Regions from separate parts of the Homo sapiens genome. Here region 2 is linked to region 1. Evidence: chromatin contacts called from ENCODE Hi-C data. All regions are on one chromosome and are shown on one strand. The core of a region is the stretch at or near the end of the contact, and the rest is flanking DNA. Distances in the headings are between cores, read along the strand shown.

Evidence for each region. Hi-C counts contacts between places; a loop is a spot of excess contacts on that map. Pooled maps may share reads with other maps.
Region 2: a loop to region 1 is called in a map with no recorded cell type, with 6 times the contacts of the local background. The contact joins the promoter of LIPF here to the enhancer-like site in region 1. A Hi-C loop is called at or near these places in 1 of 37 single-sample maps with no recorded cell type and 5 of 50 pooled maps.

Annotation. Positions count from the first base shown.
Region 1 is chr10:87,854,396-87,861,820 of GRCh38, reverse strand. KLLN (killin, p53 regulated DNA replication inhibitor) reads left to right here. Exons shown (of 1, transcript NM_001126049.2): 1 at 1-2,663. Among named protein-coding and RNA genes, the nearest start is that of KLLN, 5.4 kb to the left of the region's middle. Within about 2 kb of position 1,485, at least 3 of the 41 ENCODE cell types and tissues checked have a DNase peak (open chromatin) inside an H3K27ac peak, as active enhancers do.
Region 2 is chr10:88,661,641-88,669,065 of GRCh38, reverse strand. LIPF (lipase F, gastric type) reads right to left here and starts at 4,624. Exons shown (of 10, transcript NM_004190.4): 1 at 4,575-4,624; 2 at 1,664-1,779; 3 at 1,380-1,497; 4 at 310-508. The coding sequence starts at 1,768.

The DNA of each region.
Region 1 (7,425 bases), core at 236-2,735:
GGTTCTGTGCTTGAGGGTATCTCCTGCTGCAGCCCAGAGCGTGCATTCTCCGATGTTGCAACAAACGTCCAGTCACTACCCCTGAGCTGGTGAGCGCGCCCCACCTACTGTGGACTCAGCCAAGTGACTTATCTGGTCTGAGAACCTAGTCAATGGCCGTCAGCCCAGAACAAACCTGTCAAGTCTGTTTACAGCCCCGATTGGGCTGACCTGTCACCGTGAGAGAGCTGATTCGGAAATGCTGAGAGTTGGATCGCACTCCTACCCCGCACCCCACCCGTCAAGGATCTACAAAGCAAGTAGTCGACCCGCTTAAAGAGAATGAGCATCAACACCAGTCTGGGAATTTATTGTTTTTTCATTTCCCTTAGGAAGTAGAACTACAGACGACAATTTGAGTCAAAAAATATCTAACGAGACCTAGGTTGAAGCACTGAGTTGTTTTTCAAACTTTGAGAGAATGAGAATCAATCTGCATGTGTGTTCAATAATTGTAAGTGCCTAGCAAAGTCTAAAGAGGGTTTATGCTGTATTTGAGAAAGAGTACTGTATATGTGCACATCATAGTTGCAGGCAACCTCTGAAGACTAGAAACCTCAAGAGACCTAGCGCAGAAAGCCACAGGCCATTACCTAACTCCGGGACTACTAATTAAACCTGGGATATTTACAGTGTTCTTAGAGACCTCTGAGGCTCCATAAAACTTTGCACTTATATACAGCATTTAAGATAGCTGTGCAGGAGTTAACAACCTGCTGAAGCTTCAGTGTTGATATTTATTGAAGACTGGTTTTGTGCATAGTTCTGGTCAGCTTGGGAAAGGCAAGGACCACAGTGGAAAAGGAAATGGAAAGCAACCGGAAAAGAGTAAGAGAAAGGCCTCCAGTTGATTTCCAGAGATGCAGATACTGTCCACACAGCCTAGCGTGAACTACAGATTTCATTATTGTATAAATAACCAAAGATAAGGAGTTCCTGATGTCTAGGTGTTCTACTAGATTGCATGGTAAAAACCAGAGCTGTGTTTAATTATCAATTACTGCGTGGTAGAAAAAGGGAAAATGAAGATGAACTTTTAAAAGGGGAGTAGATTAGGGAGGGGTAAAATGTCTCACATTTGTTTCTTAGATTGCTGATCTTGTCTCCAGAGTCCCTGTTATTAGCACTGCCCTTCTCTGTCCCTCCCCTGGAGCCTACCCTAAGTGACAATTAGTCTCATAGCATCTGAGAATCTCTGAAATCTGCTTTCATGGAAGCAAATGAAACAAGGGTGCATTCCTGTCCTGGTGCGACAGAATCCTCTTGGATTCCATGGCACAGAGTTACTCTGGAGCAGAGATAATCTGCATCACCAGCACTAAAGTGCTAGAATATGAGACCAGCCTCCAAGTACTTCCATCCGGCTGAAGAAAGAAAATGGGAAATGGGTTTTACTGCTTCTCTAAACATCAGGTCCCTCTACTTCTCTCTAGTGGTGAATGAAAGGATCATCAATGTTGGCAGATATTTGGCCAGCCCAACAGCAACATCAGGTGGTTATTAGGAGTTGGTGAATAAAATCCTCCTTCTGTTCCTAGTGTTAAGTTGTTTCTGAAAGAAATACTGATGCATCCTTTTCCAATTTTTTGTTTTTCTTTTCCTTTCTACCCAAATGGCTGGCCCTATCTAAACTAAAGAAAGTTTCAAAAATAGTACTTTTTTAAAGTTCAGTTGAAAATACCTGCTTGGCTGTATAGATATTACAATACACTGGTCTCCAAGCACTTCAGTTCTTTTTTTTTTTTTCTTTTTTTTTTTTTTTTTTTGAGACGGAGTCTCACAGGCTGGAGTGCAGTGGCATGATCTCGGTTCACTGCAACCTCTGCCTCCCAGGTTCAAGCAATTCCCCTGCCTCAGCCTCCCGAGTAGCTGGGACTACAGGCGCACACCATCATGCCGGGCTAATTTTTTGTAGTTTAGTAAAGACAGGGTTTCACCATGTTGGTCAGGATGGTCTCGATCTCCTGACCTCGTGATCTGCCCGCCACGGCCTCCCAAAGTGCTGGGATTACAGGCGTGAGCCACCGCGCCCGGCCATACTTAGTTCTTTACCTGTCTGGATTCAGAACCAGAATACCATAGGGAGAAGTAGAAGCTTGTAACAAAGGGACAATTATATAAAGCTTCAGGGTGACTATGTAGATTGATTAGTAAGCATGGTAAACTAGCTTTAATTATCGCTTCTAACAGCTGATTCCAAAACTCTATTGTTACTACACCAAAATAATGTCGAAAGAAAATTTCTTTCTTATTTTCTTTGATAAGCGAAATGACCAGCAACTTGATGTGGATGATATAAATACTTGATGTGCTCTTTGTAGGTCATCTGCTAAGATGTCTTTTGTGTAAACACTCTGATCTCTATAGTGCCTTTCTCATCTCCCATACGCTGACCTTTCAAAAAGGGATCTAACTCAATAGCTTTAATTTTTAAACAATCTTCTGTATTTCTGTCTGTTTAACTACTGTTTTCTAAATAATACAGAATATAAAAACATAATAATCATTGGATTGAATGTAAACCCATTGTTCCAAGGGTCTGAGGTTTTCCCCTTATTTCATTTATCCTAATAACAAACATTATTGTTCTTTCAATAAAGATAATTTTAAGACATTCTCCAAAAGGCGCTACTGTGGGTCATACAAGTAACTATATTCTAAAAGAGAATTTTCCATTATTGTCTACAAGCTTCCCATGTCCCAAATCTCTCCTGAAGCTATTTCAGATGCCATGGTGTCATCTTTCACATCTTGGTAGAGAGATGTGCTGTATGAAATCATCATTCTCAGAGAAATAAGGGTTGAGTTGGTTGCTCCTGAGAACAATAGAGCAGACCAGGTACTCACTGTGTCCAAGTGGCGTTCAGAAATTTTGTCTTGGACCGTGGAGCAATACAAATAAAAAAGACATAACATGACAAGACAGCTTTGACTATGTTAGTCTCCAGGCTAACACTAGCTACCAATTATTCTACTTGGTCCCCTTAATACTAACTCTAGCCATATGGAGCACATTGTTTGCTTTTTAGACCTTCCAATAATAGAAAAAGGTAATTCCCATATACCAGAAAATATTGGGACACCTACCAGGTGCTTCATAGAGTAGGCAGAAATTTTTTTTTTTTTTTTTTTTTTTTTTTTTTTTGAGACGGAGTCTCCCTCTGTTCCTCAGGCTGGAGTGCAGTGACGTGATCATGGCTCACTGCAACCTCTGCAGAATAGCCCGAATTTGTCTAGGTAGAGGGACATTGAGAAGGAGCCAAAACCCTGCTCTGCCTAACTCCTACAATTTTCCCCTTCAAAACATCCTTCTGGCCTCTAAGGCATCACAAAAAACAGCACCTTTTTCAAAGAGAAAATGCATGGGACAAATAGCCCTGGACCATGAAAAAAGGCAGACTTAGAGCTTATCTGCTTTTTCTTTACTTCTTTTCCCTTATTAAGACTCCACACTCCATTTAAAGAATCTTTTTTGTCCATCCTCTTGAGGGTAGGGGATCTTATCTCAATTCATTTATTTAATGATTCAATCAACAAATATTTGGGAGCCTATTAAGTGGCAATACTGTTCTAAGCTCTATGGACAGAGCAGTGACTACTATGGCATATAGTGTTCACTGTCATGGAATTTAGTCTGCATTGAAAACTTGACTTCTATGGCTGACATTGTTACAACTTCTTCCCAGCCCACAGAGTAAAGGTAAAGCAATAGGAAGATACCCTGACATTTGATAATTGTTTTGTTTTGTTTTTGAGACAGTCTCGCTCTGTTGCCCAGGCTGGAGTGCAGTAGCACAATCTCAGCTCACTGCAACCTCCGCCTCCCGAGGTGTTTAAGCAATTCTCCTGCCTCAGTCTCCCGAGTAGCTGGGATGACAGGCATGCACCACTGTGCCTGGCTAATTTTTTGTTTTTTTAGTAGAGACGGGGTTTCGCCATGTTGGCCAGGCTGGTCTTGAATTCCTGGCCTGAAGGGATCTGCCCACCTCCACCTCCCAAAGTGCTGAGATTACAGGTGTGAGCCACTGCACCTGGCTGGATAATTGTTTTCAATTATCTATTGCTGCATAATAAATTACCTTAAAACTTTCTGTTGTCTTCCTCTTGGGACCCAGGCACTGTGTAAAGAAGCTTGGGCTGGACCACTGAATGATGAGCAACCACAGCAAGAAAGGAGTCCCTAACCATTTTAGCTACTTTAACTGAGGTCCCAGACATGTGGGAAGCCATCTTGGACATTCCAGACCCAGCCAAACTCACAGCAGAATAAAGCACATGTCTGACCTGAACTGATACCATGGGGGCCGCTTAAAACTTAGTGGCTCAAAACAACTACCACCATTTATTTCCTCACAATTCTGCAATTGGGGAAGGGCACAGCTGGACAGGTCGGCTCCCCAATGACATTAGCTAGGGTCAGACGTGCTTTATTCAGCTGTGAATTTGGCTGGGTCTGGAATGTCCAAGATAGCTTACCACATGTCTGGGACCTCAGCTAGAGTAGCTAAAAATGGTTAGGAGCCTCCTTTCTTTGTGTGGTTGCTCATTATTCAGTGGTCCAACCCAGGCTTCTTTATACAGTGCCTGGATCCCAAGAGGAAGACAGCAGAAAATACAGGGTCTCTTAAATCCTGGGTTCAGAAGTCCCAGAATGTCACTTCCACTGCATTCTCTTGGCCAAGCAAGTCACAAGGACAGCCCAGATTCAAAAGGAAGGGAAAGATACTCCTTGATGGAAGTAGCAGCTGGGATGAGAAATTGTTGCCAGTCAATTTGGGAAATAGTCTATCATGATCCATCCTCCAGCTACAACAGTATACATATGCACATACATGCACACACACACACACACGACATGCAGAATACACTCACTCCCTTTCTCCAAAACTATTATTCTATATAGCATCAGTGTTAAACTTCAGGATCTAGTAATCTATACTAGGCCTAGATGTGGATGAGGCATTTCAGATGCAGCTTTTCTTCATCTGGAGACCTGTTAACTAAAAGAGAAGTTACATACACAACATACAATGCTGAAAAAGGGATAGGATAACTGCAGTAGACACGCCTGTTTGAAAATGGCGGAAATGGAAGGCATATAGCAGTCATTAGTCCATAGCAATTCTGAAATCCAGCCAAGCACTGTTACCGGTCCTCTGAGGATCAAGTTCTCCATTAGTGCCTAGGTTGGCCTCCCTCAGAATAGTTTCCCAATGCGTTGTTCTCAAGAGCTCTTAGTTCCACCCTCTGGGGTCTAGACTAGGAACTCTGAATCAATTTTCCTTTTTCATAAGAAACTGCCTTCCTTGAACAGAGGCTTCAGAAATAACACCACACATCTACAACCATCTGATCTTTGACAAACCTGACAAAAACAAGAAATGGGGAAAAGATTCCCTATTTAATAAATGGTGCTGGGAAAACTGGCTAGCCATATGTAGAAAGCTGAAACTGGATCCTTTCCTTACACCTTATACAAAAATTAATTCAATATGGATTAAAGACTTAAATGTTAGACATAAAAACTATAAAAACCCTAGAAGAAAACCTAGGCAATACCATTCAGGACATAGGCATGGGCAAGGACTTCATGACTAAAACACCAAAAGCAATGGCAACAAAAGCCAAAATAGACAAATGGGATCTAATTAAACTAAAGAGCTTCTGCACAGCAAAAGAAACTACCATCAGAGTGAACAGACAACCTACAGAATGGGAGAAAATTTTTACAATCTACCCATCTGACAAAGGGCTAATATCCAGAATCTAAAAAGAACTTAAACAAATTTACAAGAAAAAGTAAAGCAGCCCCATCAAAAAGTGGGCAAAGGATATGAACAGACACTTTCCAAAAGAAGACATTTATAGACATTTATGCAGTGAACAGACACATGAAAAAATGCTCGTCATCGCTGGTCGTCAGAGAAATGCAAATCAAAACCACAATGAGATACCATCTCACACCAGTTAGAATGGTGATAATTAAAAAATCAGGAAACAACAGATGCTGGAGAGGATGTGGAGAATAGCTTTTACACTGTTGGTGGGACTGTAAACTAGTTCAACCATTGTGGAAGACAGTGTGGCGATTCCTCAAGGATCTGGAACTAGAAATACCATTTGACCCAGCAATCCCATTACTGGGTATATACCCAAAGGATTATAAATCATGCTACTATAAAAACACATGCACACGTATGTTTATTGAGGTACTATTCACAATAGCAAAGACTTGGAACCAACATAAAATGTCCATCAATGATAGACTGGATTTAGAAAATGTGGCACGTACACACCATGGAATACTATGCAGCCATAAAAAAGGATGAGCTTCATGTCCTTTGTAGGGACATGGATGAAGTTAGAAACCATCATTCTGAGCAAACTATCACAAGGATAGAAAACCAGACACCACATGTTCTCACTCATAGGTGGGAATTGAATAATGAGAACACTTGGACACACGGCGGGGAATGTCACACACCAGGGCCTGTCGTGGGGGGGATGGGGGAGGGATAGCATTAGGAGAAATACCTAATATAAATAACCAGTTAATGGGTACAGCAAACCAACACAGCACATGTATACATATGTAACAAACCTGCACATTGTGCACATGTACCCTAGAACTTAAAGTATAATAAAAAAACAAAAACAAAAACAAAAAAGTAGGTATAAATATAAGCGCAGAACTGCTTTTGAGCAGCTACGCCGGGCACATCGCTTGTGGGTTAGCCTGCTCTGCAAGGAGCAGTACCTCTGCTGCTGTACACTGCCGCTTCAATAAAAGTTACTAACACCACCAAAAAAAAAAAAGAAAAGAAACTGCCTTCCTTCCTTTTACAGTTAAATAACTCTCTCAGCCTGCTTCCTGCCCGTAGGAAGTTGGGGGCTTGGAAGGTTTTTTCATTTTGAACTGTCTCTTCCTTAGTCCAAGCTGGTGCAATTTTATCCATATAACTCTCTTTAAAATTTTGTGACTCTTATTGGGGTTCACTTCTTGCCCGCAAAGCAACATCTATAATTCTTTCAAAAACAAACCTCTCTGCCTGTAGTCCTAGCACTTTGGGAGGCCAAGGTGGGAGGATTGCTTGAGGCCAGCAGTTTGAGACCAGCCTAGGAAACATAGCGAGACTCTGTCTCTGAAAAAAATTAAAAATTTAAATTAAAAATTTAAAAAACCTCTCTCTACTGTGGACCTGTAGAGGTGACTACTGTGGGACAACACTTAAGATTCTTAGAAGACCTTTTGTCTAGATGAGAGGCAATATCTTAAATATTTTAGAGGTCTTAGCACCAAGTCTCGATAAGATCTTTAACTTGAGGCCAATTCTACAGGCAGGCCCTTGAGGCCATTTCTTACTTTGAGAGTCTTTCTGGCATAAA
Region 2 (7,425 bases), core at 3,375-5,874, 800 kb before region 1:
TCCATATGGACATTCCTTTGGAATTTTCCAGGGGCTGTGAGTTTCCTTGCTTCAGCCATATTGTTCATTCCATTTGGAAAATCACTTTCTGGAAATCCCTAATGGAGACTCCTGAGATCACAAAAGTTTGAAGGAAAAGCTACCCTAGGAATGAGGTACATGGAAGAATCCAAGAATGGATTAGAATGAAAATGACTTGTTTATCCTCCTACTTGGAGTGTAATTTGTTAAAATGGGACTGGATTAGAAGGGGCAAATGCCTATGCTTTTAAAGCCCAGTGTTTATTTTTAATTGTCCCTTTTGTTTACCTGAAAGCCCAGAATTCAACTGAATCTGGTGAATAGTACAAGTTTCTTCTGGCCCAGGTGTTTCCTCTGCTGTTGCCCAGCCACACATCATAACCAGCATCTGCCAGAATGAAGGCAAGGCTGTTGTTCGGCAGGTTGGAAATCCAGTTTGTGGCTGATGCAAGCAAACCATGCTGCAAAAACACAACAGGTCTCTGGCCTAAGGAAGAAAATGTTTATAAACTTTATAAATGTATTCCTTATTCTAGGATAAATGTGAGGCTAGAAACAGTCTTCCATATGACTAGCACTAAATACATTTGCCTGATTGAGTTGATTATTTTTGAATATCTTATCGTAATTGTGGTGATGATTTCTCAGGGAGTTGATTTCTCAGATGCCAAAACTTATGAAACTGCACACCTTAAATATGAGCAGCTTATTATATGCCAGTTACATCTCAATAAAACTATTGAAAAAATTATATTCTCAGGTAATTCAGCACAATGTTAAATTTGGTAAACTGTGAGTGGTAAAATTACGAGTAATCTTTTTTTTTTCTTTTTGTACTTCATAACATTTCTACAATGAGTAAAAGGTAAATTTTTAATAGTACTAGTGAAAATTAGCCTGTATGTGTTTAGGAAATGAGCCTTGAATTGGTTCCCCATCTTCCCCTCTGCAACACACACCCTGGCTAACTCTTCCTGATCCTTAGATCTTCATCCAGTTACTGTTTCTGAGAGTGAGCTTTCCTTGACTCCCTTAGCTGAGTTAGGTAATTTTATTAAAACCTTCAGTTTAATATCCTATGTACAGTTGTAGCTTGAGCTTATCACATATTATTATAATCACTCATTTACTTATCTATTTCATTGGCTTGATGATGATCTCCTTGAAGACTGAAAATATAGCTTATTTTTGCATTTCCAGAATGAGCAAGACATTACATTTTTAGCAAGAAATAAAAGGAGGAAAAAGGGAAGAACAAAAGAAGGAAAAGTTGGAGGAAGAAAGGAGAGAGGGAAGGAAGAAGAAAGAAGGAAAGGAAAAAAGAGAGAAAGGAAGGAAGAAAAGAAGCTTATATATACCTGTATTCCCTGAATTTTTCTTCCCATAAGGAATTCTATTGACTTCAAGAATATAACCATCTTCAGTCACAACTTCATATTCTTCATTTGGGTATCCCCAATAAGTAATCATCTGACTCTGAGGAAGCAAACCCAAAAGTTTAAATTTTAGTTGATTTTTAGATATATCTAATAAATGAATATTACTGTTTATTTTTAATTGGTCATATAAAATCTTTAACTCATTATGATTTTAAATAATAGCATCTTTTAGTTTTATAGAGTTTTTCCCCAGAGTAACTTACAATGTTCATAGTCACTTCAGGGCTTCCAGGATGTAATTTTCCAAACAAACCATGTGTAGTCCCCAGTACAGATATCAAACTTGCCATTGTTAAAAGCAGCCACATTTTGGACCTGCCTGAAAGAAAAGAATAACCCGTGCCATGGTTAATCCATTATACTTTCATAATGCTTATATTTTATGCCAATTTTACCTTTGTGCTAAGTAGAGGAATGCTTGGGTTTGATTATATTCCATTGGGCAATAAAATGAGACATATGGATGTCAGCACAGGTAACTTAATGCTTAACATGTTTTAATGCTTAACATGTTTAAGCTTTTAATGCTTAACTTGTTTTCACTGTTTGATTCCTTTTGTTTAAGAACATTTTCCACTTGGTTTCAAGCCATACTGAATTAATCTTAATTGGCAAAAAAAAAAAGCCTCTAATTGGCATAACAATGTGTCCTTATTATGCTTTGTGTTTAAGACTTTTGCCTGCTTATTTTGAGAGCCCAGATTTGGGTGAGGGATGTGTGGGCCTTTGACTTCTCTATATCCAATCTCTGTATAACGTGTGTTCAAAGTAATCATGGTGATTTTAAATGTTGTTTATAATAGTTATTCCATAAACATTTACTGATTTGAGGTTATTATGTGATTTTCCCACCTCTGCTTCCAGGGTAGCTGGGACTACAGGTGTTCATCTGGCTAATTTTTTTTCTTTTTTTTAGAGATAGGGTGTTTCTACATTACTCAGACTGGTCTCGAACTCCTGGCCTCAAGGTATCTTCCCGCCTGGGCTTCCCAAAGCACTGGGATTATAGACATAAGCCACCACACCTAGCCTTATAGACAATATTTGGTATTAGGCCCACAACACCTGAACTTCCTTCTATGTTGTAGTCACTGATTATAAGTTTGAGAATCTTCAGATATTAAGCTGGTGAAAAAGCTTCAATAGAGAAGTGATATTGTCCTCAAATATTTGAAGGGAAGCCATGTAGAGGACAGTTTTAAATCACTTCATTTTTAGTGTGTCAGAAATAAATTATTCAATAAATATTTATTGAGAAATTGTATGTTAGGAGCAATACTTCGAGATCATATGTAGAAATATTTGACTTGAATACAGTGAAGAATGTGTAATATTTGGATCTTTGGATTCAAGTGGAATTCTTTGAAAAGTGGTGACTTCCCAGTTGCTGATAATATTTCAAGAAAACCCGTTTATAGTAATTCATGCAGAGCACATAGCATAGTTCCTGATTTACAGTAAAACCAGACCAGAACTCTCAAGGCCTAAATCTGACCCTCTGGTCTAATAGTTTGCCCACTGGTTTAGTATAGGATTAGATTTAAGGGTATCTCTTAAAAATCAGTTTTTGGCAGAGCGCGGTAGCTCATGCCTGCAAACCCAGCACTTTGGGAGGCCGAGGCGGGCGGATCAGGAGGTCAGGAGATCGAGGCCATCCTGGCTAACACGGTGAAACCACGTCTCTACTAAAAATACAAAAAAATTAGCCGGGTGTGCGCGCCTGTAATTTCAGCTACTTGGGAGGCTGAGACGCAAGAGTCCTTGAACCGAGGAGGCGGAGGTTGCAGTGAGCGGAGATCGCACCATTGCACTCCAGCCCAGGAGACAGTGTGAGACTCCGTCTCAAAAAAAAAAAAAAAAAAAAAAAATCAGTTTTTAACTAAGCCTTGTTTTTACCGTGATATTTTAGGAAGAGATAAACTAATATATAAAGACTAACCAGTAGTGTTGTAACATTCAAACCAGAGGCTTTCATCAAACATTTCAGGAACCCACATGACCTCCATTAAGTGATTTGCCATTGTAAAGTGAGGACACTTAACCTACTGTTTGCGTTGGAGAACATCTCAATGGGCTCAAAGATGTTCAAGGGCAGAATAAATTTCTCAAAATGCTTGTTGCCAAGTCCTAGGAAAATACCAGTAATTAACACATACAGAGGACTCACTGTGTGCTGTACTGTGTGTTCAACATGGTATACGTGAAATGAACTATCTTGCTAAGACAGTGTTCTCATCTATAAAACAGGGCCTGTAATAGTACATTTCTCTATGTTAGGGGAATTCATTATGATAACAAAAGTAAAGTTCTTAACATGCTGGGCATCTCATAAACGTTAGTTAAATATAGTTATTATGACTATTATCTCATTTAATTCTCATAGCAACTCTATGAAGTAGGTAGCATTATATTATCCATTTTACAAATAAGCAAGGTAAGGCTAAAAGAGGACTCGCCCAACCAAATATATAGAAAGTAGTGGAGCCCATATTTTAAACTAGTCTATTTCCAAAGGCTATGTTCTTCCCCACTGTAATACTCCTTCAGTATGACCCTGGGCCAGCTTTTATAGGGACATCCCCAGGGAGATTTATATAATTTGGTCTAGACTTCTGTTTTGAAAAGTTTATAATTTAAATAAATGTTTTAATAGCCTATAAGGTTTCACAATCGTATTAATAATGATCAATTCAACAGCAGTTGATTTGGATGATATTAAATATTAAACATAGCATATTAATACAGCCAATTATATGTCACTAGATTACTGATCTATTCCTTCTCAAAAAGAAGAGTCACAGAGACTAGACTTTCACATTAGGAACTTAATAAACAAATTTGTAATTCAATAGTTAAGAAATTATGAGACTTTCACATTAGGCACTAATTGCAATAATAAACAAATTTGTCATTCCATAATTAAGAGTCTCATGTCCATACAAAAAAAAGAATAAAATAAATCAAATCCTAGAGGAATAAGCCATAATTTAAACAGATACATTTATGCAGGTGAATATGCAACAAATATCTAAGCCTTTAAAAATGCATCACTTGGGATAAAGAAAAAATCTAATAATTCAAATAACAATTTTGTTCAGCAGAAGTTCTACTTACAGTTTCCTCAGAAATAGTTAGGATTCTGTTTCTCTGGCTGGTTAGTATTTTGGTCAATGTTGTATTGACTTCTTATATACAAAACCTTCAACAATGGTCAGATTCCTCATCCACTGATTACATTACCAAAAAGACTTACTATCTGGGCATCATCTAATGTTAACAGGACAAAACTAAAAATTAAATATTGCATTCATTTTCACATAATACTGAGTGCTCACCTTTAACTTTTAACAAAGACAAATATTGGCCAAAGTAGTTCTGAGGATTAAAATGATTTAGGAACCATTAAAAATAATCCTTGATAGCCTAAACATATAAACGTTTTTGAGCCAAAGGTATAATGCAAATGATTATATAGTTTGGCTCAGATAGAGAGGCATAAAATGACAAAAGGCCACCTGTTATTCTTTAAAAATGCAGCGCATAAGCTATTTTGACTAGATGGTTAGATAAGTGAATGTGTTCAGCAAAGATTAATATTTTATTATGGTCTTTGACCAGGGTCTCAAATCCTACAGATAATGGTCTAGCTATCATACAAAACCCAGCCCTTGACCTTTAAGAACATATTTTTGGTGTCTTTTTCCTTCTAAGAAATCTAGGCTTAATACCTGGACGATGAAACAATCTGTACAACAAATCTCCAGGACACAGGTTTACCTATGTAACAAACCTGCACTTGTACCCCTAAACTTAAAATAAAAGTTAAAAAAAAGGAAACAAAAAAATCTATGGGTTATAGTTTGAACAATATGAATGTGTTTATTAAAAGTATATATTAAATTATGTTTTAAAATACAGTTGATCCTTTACAACCATCATGAGCATCTGTTGCTCGTGGGATACATGTGCGGAATGTGCAGGTTTGCTGCATAGTATACATGCGCCATGGTGGTTTGCTGCACCAATCCACCCATCATCTACATTAGGTATTTCTCCTAGTGCTATCCCTCCCATTGTCCCCTAGCCCCTGGCAGGCCCTGGTGTGTGACGTTCCCTTCCCTGTGTCCATGTGTTCTCATTGTTCAACTCCCACTTATGAATGAGAACATGCGGTGTTTGGTTTTCTCTTCCTGTGTTAGTTTGCTGAGAATGATGCTTTCCAGCTTTATCCATGTCCCTGTGAAGGACATGAACTCATCCTTTTTCATGGCTGCATAGTATTCCATGGTGTATATGTGCCACATTTTCTTTATCCAGTCTATTATTGATGGGCATTTGGGTTGGTTCCAAGTCTTTGCTATTGTGAATAGTGCTGCAATAAACATATGTGTGCATGTGTTCCCTACAGTGGAATGATTTACAATCCTTGGGGTATATACCCAGTAATGGGATTGCTGGGTCAAATGGTATTTCTGGTTCTAGATCCTTGAGGAATTGCCACACTGTCTTCCACAATGGTTGAACTAATTTACACTCCCACCAACAGTGAAAAAGCGTTCCTATTTCTCCACATCCTCTCCAGCATCTGTTATTTCCTGACTTTTTAATGATCGCCATTCTAACTGGAGTGAGATGGTATCTCATTGTGGTTTTGATTTGCATTTCTCTAATGACCAGTGATGATGAGCTTTTTTTTCATATGTTTGTTGGTGGCATAACTGTCTTCTTTTGAGAAATGTCTGTTCATATCCTTCAACCACTTTTTGATGGGGTTGTTTTTTTCTTGTAAATTTGTTTAAGTTCCTTGTAGATTCTGGATATTAGCCCTTCGTCAAATGGATAGATTGTAAAAATTTCTCCCATTCTTTAGGTTGCCTATTCACTCTGATGATAGCTTCGTTTGCTGCATAGAAGCTCTTTAGTTTAATTAGATCCCATTTGTCAATTTTGGCTTTTGCTGCCGTTGCTTTTGGTGTTTTAAACATGAAGACTTTGCCCATGCCTATGTCCTGAATGGTATTGCCTAGGTTTTCTTCTAGGGTTTTTATGGTTTTAGGTCTTATTTTAAGTCTTTAATCCATCTTGAGTTAATTTTTGTATAAGGTATAAGGAAGGGGTCTGGTTTCAGTTTTCTGCCTATGGCTAGCCAGTTTTCCCAACACCATTAATTAAATAGAGAATCCTTTCCCCATTGCTTGTGTCAGGTTCGTCAAAGATCAAATTGTCTGTTTTTTGCTTGGTACGTTTTACTCATGATTCAAGATTTAAGTTTCACTTCAAATGTCATCTCCATGATGAGGACTTCTCTGAATTGTCCAACAGAGTTAGTTCATTCTTCCCCTGGTTGTCCTAGGTCTTCATGCATACCACACTTCTCACAGTTTTTGTGCTTTAAATATAAGCTGTCTGTTTCCTATCTAGACTGTGTATAACGAATGAAAGGGTGGATAGAATATATATATATATTATACATATTATATATATTTATATATTATATGTTATATATAATAAATTAGCACATGAGTAGAGACCAAAGAAGTTAATAAAATAGCGCATACTTTAGAAAATTTAAAGAACTCGGGACATAAATATAAGACAGTATTATCAATAGTGTTTCATGTTGGCCTCACTGAAGAAACATAGCAAGATCCACAAGAGTGCCCCAGCCTGTTCATAAGCAGATGCTGCCCTTTATATACTGTGAAAATTTATTTACCTTTTTTTTTCTGACAGGGAGAAGAATAGCATAAGCACAAAAGCATGAGCTCTGGGGTTAAACTGATTAAGCTCAAATTTTTGCACTACCACTTGCTTCCTGTATGAATTTATGTCAACTTCAGTCTCTCACTTCCTTCTTTTATAAGATTGGGATAACATTGCCTACCTCTCAGATTGTTGTTGTTAAAAATTAAATGAGATAATTAATTAAGTGAGATAATTCTTAATATACTTAGCAAAAGGCATA